Linked DNA regions of Mus musculus: region 1 is linked to region 2. The links are chromatin loops, found by intact Hi-C in ENCODE. Cell type or tissue: left cerebral cortex. All regions are shown on one strand.

Region 1 (8,000 bases), 100 kb after region 2:
TCATTGATGTTTTTTCTTAAACTTAGCTTTAGATTTACTTATTGTATTGGCTAAATTATCAGGCTCCAGCTTGAAAACTGAACAAGTTAACTCGTAACTATTGGGTATTTTATTTAAAATGTGTTAGACTGGAAAGCTGGTTCATTGGGTGAGGTTGTAGACCACTCTTGAAAAGAACCTGATAGATTGTTTGTCTCTCCCTCCCTTCCTTCCACCGTCCTTCCCTCTCTCCTCTCTCATACATAGACACACAGTTGACTCAAGTAGACAGTGTTGAGAGGATCTGAATGGGCCAAGGAGAAGGCAGCTCATTGCCATAACAGCTCATCCTTGTGTCTTTATGGATAAAAATGTACATGCACATTTTTACCTAAGATTTTTTTTTTACTTTAAAAAATGTAGTATTTTAATTTTTATAAAAGTTTTTATATTGCAGGCATATTTTTAGAATTTGAAATTAGCTTCTATTGCGTGTATGTAAGTACGCTGTCGCTATCTTCAGACACACAAGAAGAGGGCACCAGATCCCATTATAGATGGCTGCGAGCCACCGTGTAGTTGTTGGGATTGAACTCAGGACTCTGAAAGAGCAGTCGGTGCTCTTAACCACTGAGCCATCTCTCTAGCCCAACATCATTGTCAGTGGTTCCACTCTTTTCCTTTCGGTGCATTCATCTGACTTGCCATTGATGGTTTTATAGTAGTCATCTGCTGGGAGCTCAGTTTCTACATGTTATTGTGTTCGTTCATTCTCTCCCTCCTCTTTAGTGTCTAGCTGAGAGAGAGTTTGTACTCTGCTAATCTTATAAGACAAGAGAAACCCTCAGGTGTCACCATCCACCTTTTTTTTTTTTTAACAGTGTCTCTACCTGGCCAGCAAGCCCCAGGGTTCTGTTTATCCTCCTGACTTTTAGTGCACTCTGAGGATTGAAATCAGGTCCTTACTATGTCCAGGCAATCACTCTACCTACTGTTCTATCTTCCCAGCCCAGAAACGTTTAACTTAGATAGCCAGGAAATGCATGGACCTGAGTTAAGATTTAGAAACTCCTTCTGTCTCTGATACAGTACAATATGTTATCACAGATAATGTTTGGAAATATAAAAGAAATATTCCTAATTACAAGAATCTCAAAATTGGGGGTGGGGATTGTTTATAACAAGGTCTTACTGTATAGCAAGGTTGGCCTCAGTTCCCACTTTCTGGGATCATATTCCTAAACCACCAGGTCCAGTTTTCTAAAATAGCTTTTAGCATCTTGTGGCTATAACAAAGTTAGGTATGTAGAATCGTGGTTATTTAATTGTTCTATTTTAAAAATTGGAACTTGACCCACACGATTCATTAACTTTTAAAAAAAACTTTGTGGGTTGGTTGGTTGGTTGGTTTTTCAAGTTAGGGTTCCTCTGTAGCCCTGGCTGTCCTGGAGCTCACTCTGTAGACCAGGCTGGCCTTGAACTCAGAAATCCTCCTGCCTATGCCTCCCAAGTGCTGGGATTAAAGGCATGCGCCACCACTGCCCAGCTATCATTTGTTTTTTTATTTTTTTATTATTTATATTCAGAAGTCAGAGAGCATGCAAGAATTGGTTCTCTCCTTCCACCAGGCTTGGCCAGATGAGCCATTACTTACTACACATTACATTTAGATTGGCTTGTGTATTTCATGTACTGAGCATTTTATCTGCTTTTCAGAGGTGCTCTCTTAGGGGGTTTAGACATTAGAAAACTTGATGGTTAAGATATAAGCCAAGCAGGGTAGTGGTGTTACATGACTTTAATCCCAGCACTTGGGAGACAGAAGAAGGCAGATTTCTTGAGTTCGAGTCCAGCCTGGTCTACAGAGTGAGTTCCAGGACAGCCAGAGCTACACAAAGAAACCCTGTCTCTAAAAAACAAACAAACAAACAAAAAAACAAACAGATTAGCCAGGCAGCACTCAGGAGACAGAAGCAGGCAGATTCCTGTGAGTTTGAAACCAGCCTGCTTTACAGAGTGAGTTCCAGAACAGCCAGGGCTACACAGAAACCCTAACTCAAAAAAAGAGGAAATTAAACCAAGAGCTATATGAAATACATGGCTATAATACCAGAACTTGGAAGGCTGAGGTAGGAAGATCAAATTTAAAACCAGTTTGAGCTGTGTGAAAAGTCTAGGAAAGCCTGGGAAAACTGTCTAGGAACAAACAACAAAAAGCCAGGGAGGTGGCAGCACTGGGAAAGGTAGAAAGGTGTGCAGATGGGGCCAGTGTGCTTCTACAGCCAGGTTTCCTGGGTTCATTTAGTCTGCAGCCAAGCACTACCGTAAAACACTACTTAATATCTCTTAGGCCTCAATTTTCTTATGTATAAAACAATCTGGATTCTAAGATCCCATGACTAAAACTCTCATATATTTTGAAGATCTTTCCATATCAGAAGCTATTACAGTATTCTTTTATGGGGATTCCTTATAAGCATCCTTATCTAGCCTCATAGTGGACATGAAAGCACACATGAGTTGTATTTATTGTTTTTAACAAGCCATTTCTTTTTTTTTTTTTTAAAGATTTATTTATTTATTATATGTAAGTACACTGTAGCTGTCTTCAGACACTCCAGAAGGAGTCAGATCTCGTTACAGATGGTTGTGAGCCACCATGTGGTTGCTGGGATTTGAACTCCGGACCTTCGGAAGAGCAGTCGGGTGCTCTTACCCACTGAGCCATCTCACCAGCCCCTTAACAAGCCATTTCAAAACTTAGGACTTGGAATAGCAACCAAATATGTGTTCATAAGTCCATTTGACTGGTTCCACTAGTCAGGGAGGTTTCTGGCTGCCACAGTCTCCAGTAGAGCAGAGCTCACCATAGCTCACTGTGACTTGACTAGGTTTCTGGTGGCAAGAACATTGCAGAAGAAGGCATCAGAAGGTGCAACATCTTGTTAGAGACTAGGTCCAACCACAGTCTGTCACACTCGGTGGGTTAAAAAGTATTCTGTCAGCTGGTGCAAGAAACAGCAAACAGAAATACAATGTTCTCATTAATAGGAACTGCAAGGATTTGTGTTATATTTAATCTCACAGAGTTGTTTGTTTATTTAACAAAAAGTCTTGGGCATTTGTTCTGTACCATCCTGGCTGCTACAACCCTGAACAGAAAATCAACAATAAGAACCTACTTGCAAGGAGCGAATAGCCCCAATTTGTATGAAAATGACCTAAACTGAGTGGATGACATCAGGGAACTCGAGATTTCAATTTTCTAGCTGAAATAGTGGAGATCTAAAGTAAAAATAATGATAATAATAGATAAAGGAACTATTAAATATAAGGAAAGGTACTCATCTTTACAAAATAATAAATCCCAGATAGTCCATAATTACTCTCCTTTCCCCACGTCTTCCCCCTTTTAAAGAAACCCACTTTATTAAAATAGCAGGCATCAAAACCTGTTGTTTGCTTAAGGCTGTGGGAAACAGACCATAACATTACATGGGTTGAGTGTCTTTGAAGGAAAGTTGGGCGTTTTGTCTTGGATATTTTGTCCCAACAACTTATTTTGTTCTTACTTTTCAGTCTGCCAACATTGAGGCTGGATGTAATATTTAATTTGTTTAGCTTTAATTAAGGATGAAATTGAGCTAGTCATGGTAGCAGATGTCATTGATCCCAGCACTCAGAAATCAAAGGCAGGTGGCTTTCTGAGTTTGATGTTAGTCTGGTTTGCAGCCAGGCTACACAGAGATACCCTGTCTCAGGATAGAGGGGGTTATATTTAGTATTTTTTACATATTTGTTCAAAGTTTTATAATGCTGAATTTTTTAGCCAGTAATACTTGCAGTTATTTTTTTGGTTTTATTTTTTTCTTATTTTTTTTTTCCCAAAGCAGTCTTAGGTTAGAATTCTCTCCAAGATGACATCAGTGAGGGGGAAGGAGAGATGGTTGCAGCAGATGGTAGTTAAATCTTTATTTGGAATAAATTTAGTGTAAATTATGCCTCATACATGAAAATGAATTCCAAAAGAATCCGTGATGAAGTACATTTGTTTAACGGTACTCACTGCTAGGCTGGAGAGGTGACTCTGCAGCTTAGAGTGCTTCTTGCTCTTTCAGAGGTCTTGAGTTCAGTTCCCAGCAACCACGTGGTGGCTTCAGCCTTCTATAATATGATCTGATGTCCTCTTCTGGCATTCAGGTGTACACTCATATACACTTTTTTTTTTTTTACAAAGTTCATGATGTAAGCTACAAATATTTCTTCAATAAAACAGTTAATTACTTAACAAAGAAAAACATACGGAGAATGGTCCATATGTACAACAGAAAAGTGCCTAGCGAGATACAGACTGGAAAGTACAGGTTGGTTTTCCAGTTAGGGTAGTGTTGATGACTGTTTGTATAAGAGTGATTGAAGGCTGGAGAGATGACTCAACATTTAACACTCTGCAAGAGTACCTAGGTTCAGTTCCCAGTATCTTTGTGGTGTCCCTTGTGACCTCAACAAGTATGAAGCCCACCCTTGGTGCACAAACAAACATACATGGAAGCAAATACACATATAATAAAATTAATCTTTTTTTTTTCCTTTAAAAAATAATTGAGGTCTATTGTGACCTCTCAGTAAAGTACTTGATTAAAGTAAAGGACCTCAATTCAGATTTCTCCAACCATGTAAAACCAGTCACAGCACAGGAAAGCTATAATCCCCACTTTCCTGTGATTGAACTTTGGAGGTGGAGACAGGAAAAATCCCCAGAAATTGGTTGGTCAGCTAACCTAATGTATATAGAGATGAACAGAAGACCCTGTCTGCTGGGCAGTGGTGGCACACGCCTTTAATCCCAGCACTTGGGAGGCAGAGACAGGCGGATTTCTGAGTTCGAGGCCAGCCTGGTTTACAAAGTGAGGTCCAGGACAGCCAGGGCTATACAGAGAAACCCTGTCTCGAAAAAAAAAAGAAGACCCTGTCTTTTAAACAGGTGTAAAAAGAGGGCTGACACCCAAGGTTATACACCAGTACTTGTGTCAACCTTAGTACACAGCTGTGTATACCTGCACTCACACCACACTGGAGGGGTGTGATTGAAACAGCAAGTGGGAAGGAAAGGTTTGACATGGAAACTGGAGGCAGAAATGACTGGCACAACTTCGTGGTGCTGAAGCACTGGTGATTATGACCGTCATTACTAAGATGACAAGTCTGATTGGGTGGTGGCAGTGCACTTGAAGTCTCCACCTCAGGTGCAGATGGATCGCTGTGACTTTGAGGACAGCCAGGGCTATGCAGAGAAACCCTGTCATAAAAAAATAAAATAAATAAAAAATAAAACCACGCAGGTTTATGCGGCACCAGCACCAATCTTTAGGGCTCCTTCCACTACCATAATTTCACACTTGAAAATGTTGCCAGGGGCTGGAGAGATGGCTCAGTGGGTAAGAGCACCCGACTGCTCTTCCGAAGGTCCGGAATTCAAATCCCAGCAACCACATGGTGGCTCACAACCATCCGTAACGAGATCTGACTCCCTCTTCTGGAGTGTCTGAAGACAGCTACAGTGTACTTACATATAATCAATAAATAAATCTTTTTTTAAAAAAAAGAAAAAAAGAAAATGTTGCCAGGAGCAAGGAAGTGTACTTTTGACAAAATAGCAAGAGTTATCCTAAACTTAATACAAGTCTTGGATATTCTGTGTGATAAAATGAGACATCTAAAGTGTTCTTGAAGAAAAGTACTTAGGCACTTACTGGAGCTGTGAGCTGAATTAGCTGCCTTTTAAAATAGATCCATGGAGGTGGTTTTGAGGCAGTCTTGGTATCTTTGAACTTGATTCTTCTGTATCAGCTTTCCAAGCAGCATAACTTGAGCGAATCGTGAAGAAGGAGTTATGAGAGCTGACAGTTTGAGGAGCACTATTACTGTCACAGTTTATAGAATTAGATTTGTTTTCTTTAAATGGCCCCGTCCAGAAACTCAAGTTGAAGCTGCAGCATTGATCTAAGGTGAGAATTTAACTGAACAGGTAAAATGGACCTGAAAAACTATGGCAGCTGGTTGGCATGCCCAGATCTGGCTAGGGCAAGGATAGATAGGGCAAGAGAATGGGAGTTGGCTGGCTATGTATGTATGTATAACCTTTTAAAGTACTAGAAGATGTGGGATTCTGAGAAGGTACCCACAATCCTAGTCGGATATAATCTCAGCTTCCTTAGGATATCCAGTGTTTTATGGGAAATAAACTGGGGGGAAAATGTACACACAGATGGCCACAATTCAACTGAGCAGTAGCTGCAGATCTCTGGTGAGGGGAGTTGGGCTTTGTACTTGTGGTATCAGCACTTAGCAGCAGATTCCCATTTTTCTCCTTTTGTCCTTTGGTAGATGTGAATATGGAGAAACCATGTGTATGGTAAAGGGACCTGAGATTTAGTTACTTTTAAAGTAGGGAAAGCATTATATTTTGAAATTTTTACTTGGTTGTTTAAGGACCTACTAGACTTTAACTGGAGGGAATATGTATCTTAGAAATGCTTTAGCTGCAAACTGTCTGTCTTGAAGAGCCTTTCTGAAAGCCAACAAGTTTGAACTGACTGTAAGTATCCCACAGACTTACAATTAGTGCTGTCGGAAGAATTGGTTCCAGTCTCCCAGGCATTTCTGCTGCACAGTTGATGTCCTGACTGGGTAGAGGCTTTACTTTAGGCAGGGATTTTATTATGCTCTGTAAGGGTTTGGCTTGGTTTTGTTTTTTGTTTTGAAAAATCTTGTCTATATAGACCAGGCCAATTCAATCTCAAAATATTCCTTCCTGCCTCAATCTCTAAATGCTAGGTTTGTAGCCAAGTGCCATTACATCCAACCCAAATGACTTTAAAGATTTCTCAAGGAAATCCTTAGGAAAGAATTGTAGGGCTCTTAGAGGTGAGAAGCCGGAAGTAGGTAGGTCTCACCCCACTACAGACAACAGATCAGCTCTTTTTTGTTGTTTTTGGTTGGTTGGTTTTTGGTTTTTCAAGATGGGGCTCCTTTATGTAGCCCTGGCTGTCCTGGAATTTGCCCTGTAAACTCACAGAGATCTGTCTGACTCTGTCTGATTCTGTCTCCCAAGTGCTGGGGTCAAAGACATGTGCCACCACTGCCCAGCATATCTCAGTGTAGTAAGTGTTCAGTGAAACTAGCTTTGATTGAGGATGCCTGAGTTCTTGACCATGCATATGTCCTGTGGGGCATGTACCAATTAGTAGATGGGTGGGGTTGATGTTGCTACCTGTAACTAAGAATCACTGTAAGAAGAGGTTCTTTGTTAAATAGATTACCCATGTTTGGAGTTTGTCCTTGTTTTAGTGTCATATTATCTAAAAAGCGGTATTCTTTACTGGTTATAAGTTCTTTTCCAGACTTGGGATAAGTTTTTAGACTTAAGACTTGGATTTTTCAGTATTGCTTGAGATTCTGAAAGTGAAAGTGACTACCCAAGACAGGGTGTCTTGTTTGTTCTATACCTTGGGCTTCTGTTAGGATTTAATTTGAAGAAAAGATCTTATATTGGTTAGTTTTATGTTATTATAATTTATCATGTCCAAAAGCAGAACCTAGATCAGCCAGGACCTAAAAAATTAAGTTTTCTATGAACTTTGAAGCCGTGTGTGTGTGGTGTGTGTGTGTGTGTGTGTGTGTGTGTGTGTGTGTGTTTTATTGGGGAGAAAGAGTTTGGGGGAGAATGAACTGTAGATTGGTCAAAATATATTTTTGAGGGTGCAGAATGACTGTGGAGTGAACCTAAGAGAAACACTTTGTTCTGACAGTGTGTGTGCATGCACATTATTGTGCATTTGTATGAAGTTGTCATCAGATGTCTTCAGTTGCTTTTTAATTTCTTTGGGTATGTGGGTATGGTGTATGAGTATATGTATGCATGGCTGTATGGGTGCCCTCATTTATTTATATACTTCTGGAGACCAAAGATCTATGTTGGTTATCTTCCTGAATCACTCTCTGTTTCCCTGGACCTGCAG
Region 2 (8,000 bases):
AGGGCCAAGCGAGTCAAGGCTGCTCTCTGCAGACACTGGCAGGTCCAGAGAATAATGGTGGCTTAGCAGAGGCTCAGGGAAGGATCAGTAGGAAGAAGGGTGGCTGTGAGGTAGGTCCCCATGAAGGAGACATAGTTCACCTGTAGAGTGAAAGCCCTAGCAAGACTTGCAGAGCTTTGTTCATTGCACCTAAGCCCTCTTTGAAAAGAAGCAAGGGAGCTCATACTTATTCCTCTGAGGCAAGTTCACTTCCAGCAGTAGGAGAGCGAGCCAGCCAAATGCAGCTGGGCACCCACCTGTATGCTTGCCATTTACCCATTCCCACAGCAGGGATGGAAGAGCTGGGGCCATGTAGTTGATTCCTTGATCAAGTCTCCTGATAGGAACGTGATCACTCAGATGGCTGCCCACCTAATAGCTAGGTATTGCTTAACTTGAAGGCCTGCTGCCTTCCGGGGGGGGGGGGGGTGTCAGAATCCAGCATCCTCAGTGCCATCTCAACACAGGGTGTGGTTGTTGGTCCAGCCTGCCTGTAGCAGTGACCTTCATAGAGGGAGATAAATTGATTTTGGTTTTCTCCCATTTTTGCTAACCTGATCATTGCTGGTAAGAGTGGAATTTGGGCCTCCTTGGTGGTCTGGATTCATACTCGCATGTAAAGATGTGCCAAATATCAAGGCCTCAGTGTAAAGGGAAGCCCCTTTCCCAGGCTTGTCTGAGTGCCTCCCCCACCCTTCCCCCTGTCTGGCAATGGTCTGGGACCAACATCAGGCACTGCTCCATCCTGATCTAGTGGCCAAGGAAGACCACATTCTCCTACTGTTGAGGGCTGGCCTTGAGCGAGTTCCTAGGTACAGAGAACTCTTTTTGTCTGGACTGGAGTTGCCAGTACCAAGCCTACAAGACTTGTTGGCCACCTCCTCCTCAGAGTCTCTTCCCAAAAGAATCCCCTAGCCAGGATAATGGGTGGCTTAGTAGAGGCTCAGGGAAGGAACAGGGAGAAGGGTGGCTGTGAGCTCAAGTCCCCCTCTTTGCCACCATCACATTGTGTGAGCGGAACCAGTCACTGCACCTCTCAGGCCTCAGGGAAAGGCATGGAGGGCATGCATAGCATTACCAGGAGCTGCCAGAGCACGGGAGCCCATCCTCCACCAGCAGCAGAGAGGGGTTAAGTATTATTAGTGTCTATTCTTAAAATTAAGTGGGCTGGAACAGAGCTGAGTTACAGGCGCCAGTGTCTTACACAGATACAAAAGCTGAAGCCGTCAGCCTGCCTTTGCAGGTACAGCTGCCTCCCAACCAAGGCCTGGAGGCGTTAAGAGGTGGGAGGGCACAAGCAGGCTTTCAGGAGTGTTGAAGCAAGGGATCTGCAGCATAGCTTTGGGCGTCTCCAGAACTCATGGTGAGGGAGGCACCAACACCTAGAGGTCTTAAAAGCCCTGCATTCACCATGATCTGTCTGCCCCTGCCCTTTTGGGTTCTTCTGCATGCAGTGCCCCCCTCTCCTGATGCTAAGTTTTGGCATGGGTGTCCTGGCTACCTCAACTGTATTCTCAAGGCCAGGAGGATGGCTCTGGCCATACTTACGGAAGCCAGGCCAATTTGTGTGAAGCAAGCTGGGCTTCTGGTTTGATTCAGCTTCTGTAGCCTCCAGGGACCATCCTCTGGAGTCTTGTGCTTTCACTGGACTCTTCAGCTTCACCAAACACACCAAGCTTTGCCATTTACATGCCATGTGGGCCTTGCCAAGGGTTATTTCAGGGGTCTTCCTGGGAGTCTTGTTCTAAGACACCGTGTTTCTTTAGTCTTAGGGACAACTCCCAAGGTGATGAGCTCATAGGACGTCTTCCCATGGGGCCCTGTACTGGTGTCAATAAACCATATATTCAAGATTCCTGAGTGCCACTTGGATCTCTTCCCTGTGCGTCTGTCTATAGTTAACATCTGTATCCCTGACAAAATACTCAACAGAAAAAGTATTTTAAAAGGTGTTCTAAGCTGGGCGTGGTGGCACACGCCTTTAATCCTAGCACTTGAGAGGCAGAGGCAGGTGGATTTCTGAGTTCGAGGCCAGCCTGGTCTAGAGTGAGTTCCAGGACAGCCAGGGCTACACAGAGAAACCCTGTCTTGAAAAACAAAACAACAACAACAAAAGGTGTTCTAGAGAGTTTAGCCCATGGTTGATCCCATGTGCTTGAGCAGGAACATGTGACAGACTTCATGGCTATCTACCGCAAAGCCAACCCAGGAAGAGTGAAAAGAAATGACCAGGGACCCACAGGATGTGATGAGCTTCCAAAAGCCAAGTCCTGCATACTGGTTTCCACAATTTCCCAAAATAGTGCCAACAACTTGGTACTTGGGACAAAGCATTGAAAACCTGAGACTTCATGAGACATTTTGGATTTGGGGTCCTCTTGGCATCCAGGGTATGTTTGGAAGCTGCTGAGGAGCTGGTCCTGGGTTAGGGTTAGGGAGACTGTCCATCCTACCAGCCATGGGGTCCAGAGGGGTAGTAAAGAGGGGTCAGGCCCCTGAGGAACCTAGCAGCATCTACAGTGCCTCTTCACAGCCTGAAATGCCTCAAGCATTTGGGCACTGAGCACAAGGTCCTCCAGTCAACAGTCAGCTGGGGCCACCTGTGGGCATAGACCCTCACAGTATTTCAAGGACCACTTGCATGGACACTAAAGCACCAGGCATTTCTTCTGCCTCCACCCTGCCCTCTGCCTGGCACTTGCCACATCCTGCATGCAGGGCCAAGGGCAGAAGCTCTCAGAAGATGGGATGCAGAGTGGGAAGCACAGCCCTAGGCCCCTGGTGAGTTTACTGAGCATCACTGCTGGCTCTGAGACAGGGTTGTGGGTGATTCCTTTTTCTTGTTCACATGTTCCCCTAAATTCTGTTTTCTTAATACAGCAAACATGCCTTTGTTTTCAGTCTCATTTTATTTCAGTAGAACAGGCAAATGTTAAAAATCCACATTTTGGGTTTATTATCTGGAAATACTCAAATAAATTAGTTACTTTCACATTGTTGTGACTAAAACCCTGACAAAATCAAGTGATAGAAGACAGTTCATTTTGGCTCACAGTCCGTCTGGGCAGGGAAGGCATGTCAGGAGTGTGAGGCCAACCCAGCAGCTCAGAAGAGCAGATCTCATCCACACAGGAAGCAGGAAAAGACCAGGAAGCAGGGCCAGCTATAAACCATCAAAGTCCACCCCCAGTGACCCACCACCACCACCCCTCCATTGTAACTCCTGAAGGTTCCATAACCTCAAACAGTGCCACCAGCTGAGGACCAAGTATTCAGATTTCTGGGGACATTTCATACTCAAGCCACAACACCAAATAATCTTAAAAAAAAAAAAAAAAAAACACTTAGGAATCTTCCTCTAGTTGGGCGTGGTGGCGCACGCCTTTTATCCCAGCACTTAGAAGGCAGAGGCAGGCGGACTTCTGAGTTCGAGGCCAGCCTGGTCTACAGAGTGAGTTCCAGGACAGCCAGGGCTATACAGAGAAACCCTGTCTCGAAAAACCAAAAAAAAAAAAAAAAAAAAAATCTTCCTCTAAAGGGAGTCATAAAGAGCTTAGGGTTGCTATGGAAACAAAGCTGCAGCACAGTGCTGTGCATCAGGATTTAAACACAGTTCTATAATTGAGCCAAGTTAAAAGGTGGTGTGTGCTAAGTCTAGAAACATGTTTACCAAGAGCAACTGACTTGTAGTGAGTATGCTTTAGGTTGGATGTGGTAGCACACACCTTTAATCACAGCACTAAGGAAGGCAGAGGTAGGGTGATCTCTTGAGTTTGAGGCTAACCTGATCTACAGAGAAATGCTGTCTTGAAAACCCAAAACTTAAAAGAAGAGGAGAAGGTGGTGGAAGAGGTAGGGTGGGAGGAGGAAGCAGCTGCTGCTACTGGTGAGAGGTCAGCTGGTAACATAAGAAATAATAAGACTCAGAGTGTCTGGATCCACAGTCCAGGTAGCTAAATCAGGGTATGAAGGACAGCATCTGAGGGGAGCCTGTTAGATAAGGCTCACTGTTGTAATGAAAAGCCTGCAACTATAGAGCCCTATGGCTAAGGAGACTGGTCCTTCAGGACTTGCCTTAACAGGTGAGGGACCTGCCTCAGAACAATTACAGCAAGTGGCCTTTAAGAGAGATCAGCTTGGATCCACTGAACTCCGAATTGGACTCTAGACCTGCAGCCCTCCATCCTCCACAGTGACTTCTGACTCAACTTCTGTGCCCTCACCCACCTTGGAGACAGCCAGTAGCTGTTAGAGTGGAATTTGCTCCCAAAGGTCTCAGTGCAATAAGCACATGCAGAGTCAAGTGGACTGGAGCCCCCAGTACACAAGAAACCACTCTTCAGGACAACTGAAAGCTGCCTCAGTACCCTTAAGGATTAATACATCATTTCAAGTCAAGATGACTGAGAATCAGCAGGAGAGGGTCTCAGTCCAGCCACGTAGCAGACATCATCCTGACATGGCACACAACTCCCAAGGGATAACAGGGCGTCCCACAAAAAGCCACCTACCAAATCTTCACCAAGAGTGGAAGATACATTGCCTGCAAAGTCTACATGGGCAATTCTTCAACCCGAGGAAGGGGCAATTTTCAGAGTCTCTAGTTTCTATCATTTGGTTTGTGATTCCTTCATGAAACAGGGGGAGGGGTTCAGGGGGAGAAGTAACAGGTAACAGCCTCTTCCTGAGCTTCCTTGGGAGCCTCAGAGAGCATTGAAGCTGCCTGCATGAAGCACAGCCTCAGAATGCTAGTGAGGATAGGATGGGCCATCCAAAACTAAGGATGTGTGAGATGCCAGAAGAAACCCTGTTACTGTGTGAACTGTCAAGTCAAGAAGTCTTCTGATAAACATCATTTCTGCTTTTTAAGTATCCTTAACTGATCCTGAGAACTAGGAGAGGCCTGTGTGCCTTCGGCTTGCTAGGGCTTACCATCCTAGCCCGGCTGCACTCCTTCCTCCCAAGCACAGGCTCAGCCCAGGCCCTGTCTACTCTGCCTTATGGGACCCCTCTCCTGTTCCCCAGCCTTGTCTGCTGTGTTCCTCTTAGCCCTTCCCCAGCACCCCCAGACTGGCCATCCCATTGCTGTTAGACTATATTTTATGGGATGCAACATAACCTGCTGCTGTTGGGTCTGGGGCAGTGGGGACAGGGTTTCCGGGGCTGCAGAGTGGCAGAACCAGGCAAGAGGCAAATAGAGTCTGTTTTTTTTTTTTTTTAATTTGTCCTTTCACAATTTCACTCATGTACACAATGCATACCCTCCTACAACCCACCCTCTCACATCTCCCTACAACCTATAAACCATTCCTCTCCCCTACAAATATCTTTTCGCTGACTAGTGGGCTGATGCCTACCCTGTCCCCAGCACTCCCTGCCCCCAGGGGACACAGCTGCCCACTAGGCAACAAGCCCAGAAGAAGATAGTGCCAGCATGCAAATCTGGGGGTTTCTGATCAGGCCCTGCCCCTGCTGCCCACGCATCCATCTGTCTTCCCCTCCCCACACCCACACAACTCCTCCAGAGCCCCTGGCAGAACCTCCTTAAGTATATGCTGCCTTGCTGTTCCTGATGAGTCGACTCGTGTATCTGAATCTCCAGATGGTGGTTTGCATTCCCCCTGTCCTCCAACTGCATGTAGCTTGACACACTCACTCAGAGCCACCAGATGGGAGTGGGGGAGGCAAGAAGGACAAGTGAGGTGTGACGGGTAGATGGGTGTAGTGGAGGCAATTCATCCAAAGGACTGAGCTACCAGGATAGAGCAGGGTATGTGTTAGACTCTACCAGGAGGGAAACAAGCTAAAGCTAATAGAAAGAGTGGGGGCCATGGTGTGCTGGGGAGAGGAGGGGAGAGGCGTTATGTCCATCAAACAAGAGTTTCCTCCTGAGGAAGGGAACCTGAAAACCAGGTCTCCCAGGCTGGGTCTAGAATGTAGCAGAGCCAGAAAAAGAGGCAGAAATCCTGATTAGCAAGCTGTTATCTGATTTGACCACAGATCTCCACACTGGAGTCCTACATCTCAGCCTTATTAACTTGTCTGGGACCTGGATGGGCTCTAAGCTAATCAAAGATAGGTCAAAGAGGACTTCAGATGGGCCCCAGCACTTGGGAGGCCAAAAAAGAGAGCTGCTTAGCCTGGGCTATATTGGGAGACCTTGTCTCAAAAAAATCAAAACAAGAGGCTAGGGAGATAGCTCCCTTGGTAAAGTGTTTGCCTTGCCTAGGGATTGAGTTCAGACCCTAGAAGCTATGTTTTTAAAAAGCCAGACTTGATGGTGTATGGGGACTCAGACAGGAGGAATTCTTGGGGCCCTTCAGCTACCCAGCTATATTACAATTCTCTGGGAGAATAGAAGCAATGGTTGGATATATATTAAAAAGAGACTTACTAGACTAATGTATAACATGCAATCTAGGTAGTTCAACAATGGCTATGTCACGCCAAAAATGGTCAAGAATCTGGTAGTTTGTCATCCGAGGGTTGGTAGGCTGACAGCTACCAGTCTTCAGTCTGCATTAGAAGTCTTAAAAAGCTTGTTCTGATATCAGTGAGTTCAGCAGTTGCAGCAACAGAACAGATGAGTTTGCCAGCAAGAATGAAGGCAGACAGGCAAAAAGCAAGCTTCCTTCTTTTATCTCCCTTCTAAGTTTCCATCCACATTTAGTATGAGTCTTACTTTTTTTTTGGGGGGGGGGGGTGTTGAGACAGGGTTTCTCTGTGTAGCCCTGGCTGTCCTGGAACTCACTCTGTAGACCAGGCTGGCCTCAAATTCAGAAATCCGCCTGCCTCCGCCTCCCAAGTGCTGGGATTAAAGGTGTGTGCCACCCCTGCCTGGCCCATTTTAAATAATATAACCAAGAACTCCCTTAAAGAAGGATGGTGGTACACACCTTTAATCCCATCACTTTGGAGGCAGAAGCTGATAGATCTCTGTGAGTTCAGGCCAGCCTCAGCTACACAGCAAGTTCCAGGCCAGGAAGAGCTACATAGACTCTGTCTCAAAAAAAGAAAAGAAAGGAGGGAAGGATAGGGAAAAAGTGTCCAGCACTTAGTTGATGGTACATTCAGTCACCTTGACAACCAAGAGAGCACATCCCACCAGCCTAGCATACTTGGTGAATTCCAGGTCATCGAAAGACCCTCTCTCTAAAGAAAAATATAAGAACAGTGGGTGGGATTTGAGGAATGACACCTGAGGCAGCCCTCATACATGCAAACACCATACAAAATATATACACAACACACACCAAACACACACCCAAAAGAGTCATTTTGTGGAGGGTTGAGGAATCCGAATTCAGAGAGCCCAGGCCCTGAAGAATGAAGATTTAAAATCAAGGCCACAGCTAAACATCTGAAGTTCATTGCCAGGACTGTGATGGTTCAGGAGGGGACATGGAAGGTGAACAGAATCCTCACCACCTTACTGCAGTCATAAAGCGACGACAGTACTATGAGAAGCCTTGTGACTGCCACCAGCAAAACAGCTATGAAACGTGCTGGAGGATCCACAACATGGAAATGGCTCGAAAAATTAACTTCTTGATGCAAAAGAACCGTGCAGACCCGTGGCTGGCTGCTGAGGCTTGGGGCTAGACACCCACATTAGTTCCATGTCCACCTCCTTTCTTTATCCAGTCAATTTCTGTTACTTTTCTCTACAATTAACTCAACCACAAGTGAATAAGACAGCATGGACATAAGAAGCTATCTTATTGGTCCACAGCAGGCCCTTCCTTGATTAAAAGGAAAAGAATGAAAAAAAAAGCCATTTTACCTAACAACCTAACAGTCTCCTAAAGCACAGAGTCCTGAGGCAGAGGCGGCATCAGGCGGCCTCGTGAGGGGACTGTGGACACCTGCAGGGGCCTCAGATAGCTGGAAACTAGTGCTCACTACAACAAAATCAGTTACCTCTGGATGTTAGCTACTATAGGCCTTATATTACTATTTTT

The links. A loop is a pair of places that touch in the nucleus more often than their neighbours do. Peaks named below come from ENCODE experiments on the same cell type or tissue, not always from the same donor. Only the 100,000 strongest peaks of a DNase experiment are listed, where the experiment ranks them.
Region 1: a loop joins it to region 2, with 4 times the contacts of the local background. A loop is called at or near these places in 5 of 42 quality-filtered maps.

Annotation. Positions count from the first base shown.
Region 1 is chr16:17,026,502-17,034,501 of GRCm38, forward strand. All of the region lies in intron 6 of Mapk1 (mitogen-activated protein kinase 1), which reads left to right. Among named protein-coding and RNA genes, the nearest start is that of Ypel1, 40 kb to the right of the region's middle. In left cerebral cortex, no CTCF peak of the experiment used is centred here; a DNase peak (open chromatin) is centred at 3,952; H3K27ac peaks cover 1,953 bases.
Region 2 is chr16:16,925,471-16,933,470 of GRCm38, forward strand. Ppm1f (protein phosphatase 1F (PP2C domain containing)) reads left to right here. Exons shown (of 8, transcript NM_176833.4): 8 at 1-1,905. It also overlaps the pseudogene Gm46540. Among named protein-coding and RNA genes, the nearest start is that of Ppm1f, 33 kb to the left of the region's middle. In left cerebral cortex, no CTCF peak of the experiment used is centred here; DNase peaks (open chromatin) are centred at 1,308, 3,710, 4,844, 5,031 and 1 more place; H3K27ac peaks cover 5,819 bases.